Regions from separate parts of the Homo sapiens genome. Here region 1 is linked to region 2. Evidence: read pairs that join two places in POLR2A ChIA-PET (ENCODE). Cell type or tissue: GM12878. All regions are shown on one strand. Region 1 overlaps ADAMTS4 (ADAM metallopeptidase with thrombospondin type 1 motif 4). Region 2 holds the start of TRN-GTT2-2 (tRNA-Asn (anticodon GTT) 2-2).

Evidence for each region. Peaks named below come from ENCODE experiments on the same cell type or tissue, not always from the same donor. Only the 100,000 strongest peaks of a DNase experiment are listed, where the experiment ranks them.
Region 1: POLR2A ChIA-PET joins it to region 2 with 6 read pairs; 2 of 35 experiments call an interaction of 5 or more read pairs at or near these places.

What each region holds. Positions count from the first base shown.
Region 1 is chr1:161,188,909-161,193,908 of GRCh38, forward strand. It overlaps ADAMTS4 (ADAM metallopeptidase with thrombospondin type 1 motif 4), which reads right to left. Exons shown (of 9, transcript NM_005099.6): 6 at 4,732-4,918; 7 at 4,305-4,480; 8 at 3,157-3,332; 9 at 1-2,656. The coding sequence ends at 2,230. Among named protein-coding and RNA genes, the nearest start is that of ADAMTS4, 7.6 kb to the right of the region's middle. RefSeq lists an enhancer at 4,030-4,843. In GM12878, a CTCF peak has its summit at 3,780 (motif pointing right); no DNase peak of the experiment used is centred here.
Region 2 is chr1:161,426,116-161,431,115 of GRCh38, forward strand. It overlaps TRN-GTT2-2 (tRNA-Asn (anticodon GTT) 2-2), which reads right to left and starts at 2,035; the gene lies at 1,962-2,035. RefSeq lists an enhancer at 2,342-2,391. In GM12878, no CTCF peak of the experiment used is centred here; a DNase peak (open chromatin) is centred at 2,106; H3K4me3 peaks cover 888 bases.

The sequences.
Region 1 (5,000 bases), 240 kb before region 2:
TTTTGTATTTTTAGTAGACACGGGGTTTCACTGTGGTAGCCAGGATGGTCGGTCTCAATCTCCTGACCTCGTGATCCGCCCATTTCGGCCTCCCAAAGTGCTGGGATTACAGGCATGAGCCACCGTGCCCGATTGTTTTTGTTTTATGAAATTTTATTCTAATCTCACATCTTCTAGGCATTCTGCTGGGTTTACACTGGCAGATTCTGGAGACTCCGTTCCATCTTCAGGTAGTCATAGGGGTAACCTCTCACATGGCCATGACTATAACCTTTACTATTTTGAAAATATTCTAGCATTTGTTCCCAGAACAACTCTGTGGGAGTAGATACTGTTAGTCCCATATGAGCAATCTAAGGCTCAGCATCAGTGACTTACCCAACACCACCCAGCTAATAAGACGCCGAGCCCCAAATTGAATCCAGACCCGCTGGCTCCCACTCCAGTGCTCTTTCTACTGTTGTGAAACCCAGACCCCTCAACTATCACCCTTATTACTAAGCACTCATTTGTGTTGATGCAGTTGTTCTTGTTATTTGTTCTTGTTATCCTGCACCTTCATGTTCTTGTCAATTGTATTTGTAGCCACGTGCTTACTATGTTTCCTTCCTGTGATTGGGAACTTCCAGAGGTGAGGGATGGAATTTTCCTTTCTCTGTTGGTCCCTCAGAACCCAGGATAGGGGTCTGCCAACCAAAGGAACGGACCCTGAGGATAAAGGCAGGCACCATGGTTGTGGATCTTTGCCACCTTCAAGTGCATATGGAGAGTGGATGTGGACAGAAATTTGATAACAGTAAGTAACAGCAGCTGCTATTTGTTGAGCACTTACTAGATGCTGAGTGTTATGCTAGTTCTTTATTTACATTATTTAATCCTCACAACAAACTTCTAAGGGAGGTATTATTATTGGCAAATGAGAAATCTAATGCTCAGAGACATGGAGTTAGGATGCAACCACATCTGTCTGACTCCAAAAGGATCACATAAATAGTAGAATTCAATTTAAAAAATATGTACCGGGCGTGGTGGCTCACACCTGTAATCCCAGCACTTTGGGAGGCCGAGGCAGGTCGATTACCTGAGGTCAGGAGTTCAAGAGCAGCCTGGCCAACATGGTGAAACCCTGTCTCTACTAAAAATACAAAAATTAGTTGGGCGTGGCCAGGCACGGTGGCTCACGCCTGTAATCCCAGCACTTTGGGAGATGAAGGCGAGTGGATCACCTAAGGTCAGGAGTTCGAGACCAGCCTGGCCAACATGGTGAAACCCCGTCTCTACTAAAAATACAAAAATTAGCCGGGCGTGGTGGTAGGTGCCTATAATCTCAGCTACTCGGGAGGCTGAGGCAGGAGAATTGCTGGAACCCAGGTGGCGAAGGTTGCAGTGAGCTGAAATCATTCCAGCCCTGGTGACAATAGCGAGACTCTGTCTCCAAACAAAACAAAACAAAAATTAGCCGGGCGTGGTGGCAGGAGCCTGTAATCCCAGCTACTCAGGAGGCTGAGGCATGAGAATCACTTGAACCCGGGAGGCGGAGGATGCAGTGAGCCGAGATTGTGCCATTGCACTCCAGCCTGGGCGACAGAGCGAGATTCTGTCTCAAAAAAAAAAAAGAAAGAAAGAAAGAAAAAAAAAAAAAGATAATCCCTCACTCCCTGAAGGCCCACCCTACCCTTGACTTTTCTTTTCCCAAAAAATAAAATTCAGGAAGAGGAAAGCAGAACAGGTTGTACCTCATACATAAGCACACACACATTTTCACACACACACACACGCATACACACACCACTTATACCTATCACCACCACCCTGGATTTCCTAGCCCCAGGGTGAGGGCTATGAGGGGTCAGGGGTCAGGTTCCCCAGGACCCTAGTCCTTGTCCCCTTCCCTGGTGCTAAATAAAAGTGAATAAATACTAAATAAATACAACTGGGGCCCAGGCCCTCCCTGCCTTCCCCCTCCCTCCTGTGACCCGCAGGGCAGAGGGGGCAGTTTAGATGGAGGGCTGTCTGTCAGCCCCTTCCATCCACTAACCCATCACTGCCTCCCAGGGCAGGAAACCAGGGCAGGGCCAGCCTGCGCATTAGGGCAGAGAGGAGGGGCAGGTCTCACGCCCACAGCCCCTCCCCACTGAGTCTTAGCATGAGGCAGCAACAGAAGCTCTCTCTTTCTCCCAGCTAAGTCCGAGGCCCCGGTGCCCAGAAAGGGCAGCCGGGATAGTGAGGTTATTTCCTGCCCGCCCAGGGGCGCCGCCGAAGGATCTCCAGAATCTGTGCTCTTCGGTGCAGCCAGTCCTGGGGAGTGGGGCGTGGCGTTGAAGGGGTCGGCCGGGGCACGAAGAAGCTGTATCGGAGGCGTGTGTCCTGGGGGTTGCCAGCCACTAGGACTTGCAGTGTCAAAGGCTGGGCCAGTGGCCCATGGCCTGACAGTGTCTCTGAGGCTGCAGTGGCCCCGCTGTAGCGCAAGCTGACTGCCCCAGGCAGTACCACATCTGTGGGGGAGGGCATCAGCGTGTATTCACCATTGAGGGCATAGGAGCCATCTGGCAGCTTCAGGGCCAAGTAGATGCTCCGGTGGCCAGGGTTTCCCTGCTGCCGGACAAGAATGTGGGTGGCCCCCGCGGGGATAGTGACCACATTGTTGTATCCGTACCTGTGTGGAAGGAGTAGATGGGGAGCTCAGGATCACCTGAATCCCCTCAGCCTTCTGAGCTGTGCTTATGTGACTGTATGTGTGTACATGTGTGTAGATGGCTGTCACCCAATCCTATGTGAGCTGTTCGGTCTGGATCAGAGCTACATGCACATGTGCCCTACTGCCTCTTATCTCTGGACCTTTACACCCACTGCCCCCTTATTGAGTTGCCCTTCCAAGCCCCACTTCCTTGGTACCTGTCTAATTCCTACCCTCCTTCTGAGACTCAGCTCAGAGGTCACCTCCAAGGAAGCCTTCCCTGATGCCCACAAGGGCACTCACAACACCCTGTTCCAACTTCGGATGAATACATGGGAAACCGCACTGTAGCTGCCTACTCGTCTATCTCCCGCTAGACTGTGAGCTCTTTGAGAGTGGAAACAGTGCTGAGTTCCCCTCTGCATCACTAGGACCCAGAATGTCCAGGAAGGTAGAGGGAGGAATGATGGTGAAAGAACCTGAATTTCCTGAAGGAGCCTGACTGCTTGCTGCAACCAGAACCGTCCCCTCCGCACACCATGCACTTGTCAAACTTCTTCTTGGAGCCAATGATGCGATCACAGCCAGCATGGATGCATCGGCCCTGGACACAGACCGAGGAGCTGTCCGGGGAACAGGGGGTCCCATCTACCACCTGAGGAAAAGAGAAAGAACAATGCTGAAGGTTCCTCCTAAGTCAAAAGGGGTTGGTAAATCAAACGAGACCCATGTCCCATCAGGGAAGCAATGTTGTCGGAAAAGTTGGATGAAGTAGGGGATGTAGATGGGTGAGTGCCGGCCACCATGTGGGTGATAATCATAACAATAATAATTATTATCACATATAACATCTAGCCAGCATTTTCAGAGCACTGAGTATGAATCAGGCAGCATGCTAAGTGTTTTATAAACACAAATGTAAATCTCACCACCACTATTTGAGGTTTTTAGGGATGGAACGTTGAGGTTTAGAAAAGCTAAAGAACCTGTCCAAAAGCCACACAAATGGCAAGCAGAGGAGCCAAGATGGGAAGTGCAGTCTGTCTGGTCCCAGCACCAAGCCCTAAACCTTGATGGCACTGTCCCTAAATGGACGCTAGAGGGCAGCCAGCCTGTAGAAATTCTCAGGTTGGGGCGAAGGGAGCAAAATGCTGCTGGGGCTTGTTTTTCTTTGTGCAGCCTTCAACCCACCACCCTATCACAGAGAGGGAGTGTAGGGACTTCAGTCATCTCCAGGAGGCCTGTCCATTGAGGGACTGGCTGTCCAGGAGCTGAATGAAACCACCACTATAATTTGACAGAGGAGCCCATGGAAGAGGGGTGAAGGACTTGTCCCAAAGGCCACACATTCGATTCTCACCAAATGCAGCATTAGAAGATGGGGAGTCAGAGGAAAAGAAACCACGGGAAATAGGATAGGCTAGAGGGACCTATTGGCCACATATCTGGAGTCTGGGGCTCGTTTTCCTGATACCCATGTACAGATAAGTCTGAGTGGAATCCTGGACTGGGCTGGCGTGGCTGTAGGAACAGGGTTACTTTGGGTGATCTTTGTTATCAGAAAGCAGAGGGAGCACTGCGGGTGTGTGTGACCATAGACAGGGCCTGGGGGTGTCCTGACCCTCACCCGTGGCTCCAGCACATAGTAGTAGCCCAGTGCCTGGGCCTGGCAGGTGAGTTTGCACTGGTCCTGGGGGGCCACGCCTGTGTAGCGAGGAACCCAGTCCATGGGCCCTGGGAAGCTCTTGAAGAGGTCGGTGCGGTGGTTGTAGGCAGCACACTGCTCCTCGCGGAAGGTCAGGGCTGGAGGGGTAAAACAGTCAGAGCCCCTCCTTCCTTCCTCACATCACCCCACATCCCTCCACCCAACCCCTGAGAACTCTAGACAGCACAGCTCTGCTCTTCCCTGCAGACGGCCAAGGACAATTCCCAGAGGTTAAAGGCACTCCCCACAGCAGCAGGGGAATCAACACCCCCTTGGTCTTGCACTCAAGGGACAGTCCTTCCTGCTCTACTGTCCCCTCCCAAGGGCTCCCATCCCCCCTACTCCTCACCTGAGCCAGTTGGGCAGTCCTCAGTGTTGCAGGAGCGGAAGCGGGTACGGCGGCCCTCACAGTACTTGCCACCATTCCGGGGGACAGGCCTCGTGCAGTCTCGGGAGGAGAACTGGACACCACCCCCACAGGTCCGAGAGCAGTCACCCCATGGTCCCCAAGGACCCCAGCCACCAGCCTGTGGAATCTGCAAAGGCACAGAACGGAAGTGGGGCATAAGTGAACTCTCTCCTGGGCTTAAGGCCAGTCCCCACACCCCCGGGCCCTTT
Region 2 (5,000 bases):
TTCTCCTGTCTCAGCCTCCCAAGTAGCTGGGATTACAAGCACGTGCCACCATGCCCGGCTGATGTTCGTATTTTTAGTAGATATGGGGTTTCACCATGTTGGTCAGGCTGGTCTCAAACTCCTGACCTCAGGTGATCCACCCACCTTGGCCTCCCAAAGTGTTGGGATTACAGGCATAGGCCACCACACCCGGCCTATATGCTCACTATCTTAATGATAGTGTTGGATTCACTGGTGTATACATACGTCAAAACATCATTTTGTATACTTTAAATATGTACAGTTTATGTTATACTAAATAACATTTTAAATAATGGTTTCTTGAAAAATTTTGTACATATATTTTGGAGACTATCTGCCCATTTATCTATCTTTACCTCTATATCTATATAGTTATACTGTTTTCTCTTAGGTATATACCTCAGAAAAAATTACTGAAACATGCATACATATGTTCAGCTGTGGCAGGTATGTCCAAATAGCTTTCCAAAGTGGTTGTAACTATTCACATTCCCATGATCTGTATACCACTTTCTATCCAGTAAGAGTTCCATAGTTACAGACAAAACAGAAAAAATAGGATATGTGTGTGTATATCTTGAATAGCCAAGATATGAACCTAAAATTGGATCCTGCAGGTTAAAAAACTAAAACCCAAGTTAAATTCATAGTCTGAGCATGCCTCTTCTGTGACATTTGGTGTATTCATCAACAGTGGGAATGGAAATGAGACAGTTGAGCAGATTATTATGAATCTGAGTGCTTTGAACCTACAAATCTCCCTGAGCCTCCCTTACTAGCAAAAGAGCCCCCTTTCTTCCTATATGAACAAGTTGAAATTCTCTTGTTTGAGGATTCTTTATGATAACATCTGAGACAGTTACATGGCAAGGAAATGCCAACTTATTTCAAGACCCACCTCTATCACCTATTATGTCCTCCAGGCCCATAATTTGAATCAGATACCATCAGAAACTAAGTTTTTTTTTTTTTTTTTTTTTTTTGAGACGGAGTCTTGCTCTGTCGCCCACGCTGGAGTGCAGTGGCATGATCTCAGCTCACTGCAACCTCCGCCTCCCAGGTTCAAACGATTCTCCTACCTCAGCCTCCTGAGTAGCTGGGACAACAGGCGCCCCCCACCATGCCCGGCTAATTTTTTCTATTTTTAGTAGAGACGGGGTTTCACTGTGTTAGCCAGGATGGTCTCGATCTCCTGACCTCGTGATCCACCCGCCTCTGCCTCCCAAAGTGCTGGGATTACAGGCGTGAGCTACCGCGTCCGGCCAGAAACTATTTAAGTTTTTAACTTAAAATATTTAAATTTTTAAAGGCACTTTTCTACAGAGATCTTGTAAAAACAACTCTTATTTTTTAAGCCTTTCCACATAGTTTAGTTGCTTCTTCACAACTTACTGCTCTTCATCCAATTTAGTATATAAATTACTAACTCTAACTGCTTCTTCTCATCTCCATTTCCTCATAAGTGTTCCCGTGCCACGTAAAACTTGTATTAAAGAAATTCGATCTATAGTCTATTAACGTAATTCTCAGGTGCAGTCGGGACCCTAAGAGAATGGAGGTGGAGTTTTGCTGCCCTGCACCCTTTAAAATTTCAGAGAGGTCATTGGGTTTCTCCAGCTCTTTAGCATCTGCTGTGGGAATTAATTGAGCGAGAGAGCCATACTTGTTTTCCTTAGTACTAGCACTCACCTGCAAAGTCTTGCTGGCTGCGAGGTTCTGCAGGAAAGCAGCTCTCAAAGGATTTGTTTCTGGAGGGAAAAGTACAGGAGCCTCTAGTTCAGTACTAGAGGACCTCTAAACGTGTAGGGTGGAGGATGTTATGAAACGTGTTTTACAAAGCAACCATTGTGTAGGATTTTAGGTTAGAAGTAGAACTTCTGGATCTGAAAAGAAGAATGGAGAAAAATAGTAACAAAGGAATTGGAATCTAAAATTTCAGCCGTCCCTGGGTGGGCTCGAACCACCAACCTTTCGGTTAACAGCCGAACGCGCTAACCGATTGCGCCACAGAGACTGACACGAATGGCCTGTTCTTGTAGATCATATTTATAGATATTTAGGTAAACACATGACGATTTCGCTACCTAGAGTTCTGGTTCACTACTACGTGACTGCAAGTCTAGGTCTGAGTTGGGTAATTCTAAAACCTACAACATGAAACCATTCCTGCTATGTGACATTCAGATACTTGCTTGCTTCCTCCCCAGTTTCTTAGCAGCAGCAGAAAGCAATTGGCTCCCAAAGTCGAGACCCAGACACGAGTAAAATCAAATTAACTATTGGCTTGAGGAAATGGGGAATGGAGAAAGGGTGTAGTGAGTGTTGGGAGAATAGCTCATTGCTGATTTGAACTAGAGATACACACTTAGGAAGTCAGCTTGATGTCCTTAAATCGGTAGTTTTTTGAAGCCCAGTTACATCACTTCTTTCTGAATTTCAAACCTACATGCTAAGTGTTTGTTCAAAGAGGTAAGTTAAGTGTGGAAGTGAGCTCTGAAGCACTCCCAGAATATGATTCTCAAGCTTAAATAGCCCATGGGAAAGTACTAAATATCCCATGGGAAGGTACAAAGACATCTGGGACACAAGAGATTGAGCAAGTTGAACAAATAAGCACCCCTCCGCTCCAAACAATCAAAAGCATCCCTGATGGGTCATGGCTTTTCATAGGGAATCACTAATTTATGATTAGTTCGATTATATTTAAGTTTTACACTGAAACATGCACCAGATCTATCAGTTATTTTGACTCAAGAAAATCAATTGTAGTAATGAATGTAATTCCCGCAAATCTTTGGCATTTGCAAAGCTGTTAACTTTTTGAAGTTTTCTACAGTCTGGACAATTTTTATGAAACCCTCTAATAATTTCTACCAGTAGCTTCCATGACATGTTCAGAGGTTTCTATTACAGAAACCCAGGCCACCCATACATCTCACTTAGGCTGAGAAAACAGTGTCACACCCAATATTGTAAGTCAATACAGTTAAGTCTTTCAAATAGCAACAATTTAGTTGACTCTATGTAAAAGACCAGGTCAAAATGAACTTTATAAAATGGAAAATAATAGGATGTTATTCTCTGGCTTGATGGTCAAGCAGCCCCAGATGGAAGACTTCTATGTCTCCAGTATACTTATTGGTTTGATTGAAACATTTCTGTTAAAAGTTCCAGTGGCGAGATTTGCTAGAAACTTTGAGAGACATCGAAGAGGCTCTGGATCCACAGAGTTGGAAGACTTTTTTTTTCCCCTTAACCTTTCTTAAGAGGTCCTCATAAATAATTATTTGAAAAAAAAAGTGAGACATGGTAGTTGCATGACCTAAAAGGGGTGTAACTGCAGTAATCCATGAACACTGGCTCAGCTACTTGAATGGCAAAGTAATTGCCTACTACCACTTTAAGTAGAGCTCAAAAGGGCTGAGAATGCAGATCAGACTAGCGATGAACACTGTTTATAAACAGAAGGATCATGCCAGGAAGAGGCATAGGCTGGCAAGAAAAGAATGGGAATGGTGCATACTCTGTGAAATCAAAATTAGAGAGGCACGATTGCAGTGGTATAAGAACAAATGTACAGCCAAATGTCAGTGTAGAGAACATATATGAAAATATCTTTCCTGATATGCACAGAAGCTGTAGGGTGAAGTAGACAGAGCTCTGCAGTTTCCTTTGGGGGAAGCCATAAGACTCACAATAAGATCTATACAGAAATGAACAAACGGATGAAGAGCAGAGCTGATCTGTGGGAAAGAGAAAATGGGAAAATTTAGAGATCAAATCTGGGCACAGAATATAGGGGCATTCTCAGTGTGTTTCTTGTTATTTTGAGATGAGATTGAGACCATCAGCTAGAACTCTATCCTGACACCCAACCACCAAAAGCTCTTTAGTCAGCTTAGCTGCTGTGTTTCACCCACTGATTCCTTTAACTCCACATTTCCACCCTTGCTGCCAGAGTGTTCTAACTAGCTGGATCTCTAAAGATTCATTTTATACATCCAGAATAGGCAAGCAACTCGAACATGTTGGCAGTAAGCAAACACACACACACACACACACACACACACACACACACACACATGCCCCCAATATAATCCCATTAGAAAGTAGGCAAAGGACATTTCCCAAAAAAAAGACATGGGAATGGTCAACCAACAGTTGTATGAAGAAAATGCTCAACATCACAAGTGGTCAGAAAAATACAAATCAAAACCACAATGAGATATCATCTTACCCCAGTTAGAAGAGACATTATTTAACAGACAAAAGAAAACACCCCAAAACCTAACAAATCCAGATGATGAGGCAGAAAAAAGGTGGGTCTTAGACACCGTTGGCAGAAAAGTAAATAAGTACACTCACCATAAAAAAAACAGCATAGAAATTTCTCAAGAAAAGCAGGCTGGGCATGGTGGCTCACCCCTGTAATCCCAACACTTTGGGAGGCCAAGATAGGTGGATCACCTGAGGTCAGGAATTTGAGACCAGCCTGGCCAACATGGTGAAACTGCGTCTCTACTAGAAAGACAAAAAAATTAGCCAGGTGTGGTGGTGCATGCCTGTAAGCTCAGCTACTTGGGAGGCTGAGGCAGGAGGATCGCTTGAACCTGGGAGGCAGAAGTTGCAGTGAGCCAGGATCATGCCATTGCACTCCAGTCTGGGCTGGAGCAAGACTCCGTCAAAAAAAAGAAAGAAAGAGAGAGAGAAAAGAAAGAAAGAAAAAGAAAGAAAGAAAGAGAAAGAGAAAGAAAGAAAGGAAGAAAGAAAGATAGAAAGAAAGAAAGAAAGAAAGAAAGAAAGAAAGAAAGAAAGAAAGAAAGAAAGAAAAGCAAACAAAGGTACAACTTCTGTAGAATCCAGGAAACTCACAGCTGAGTATTTATCCAACGCAAAGGAAATCCGGATATCAGACAGATACCTGCGCCCCCATGTTTAATGCCGTACTATTCACAATGACAGAAATATCGAATCAACCT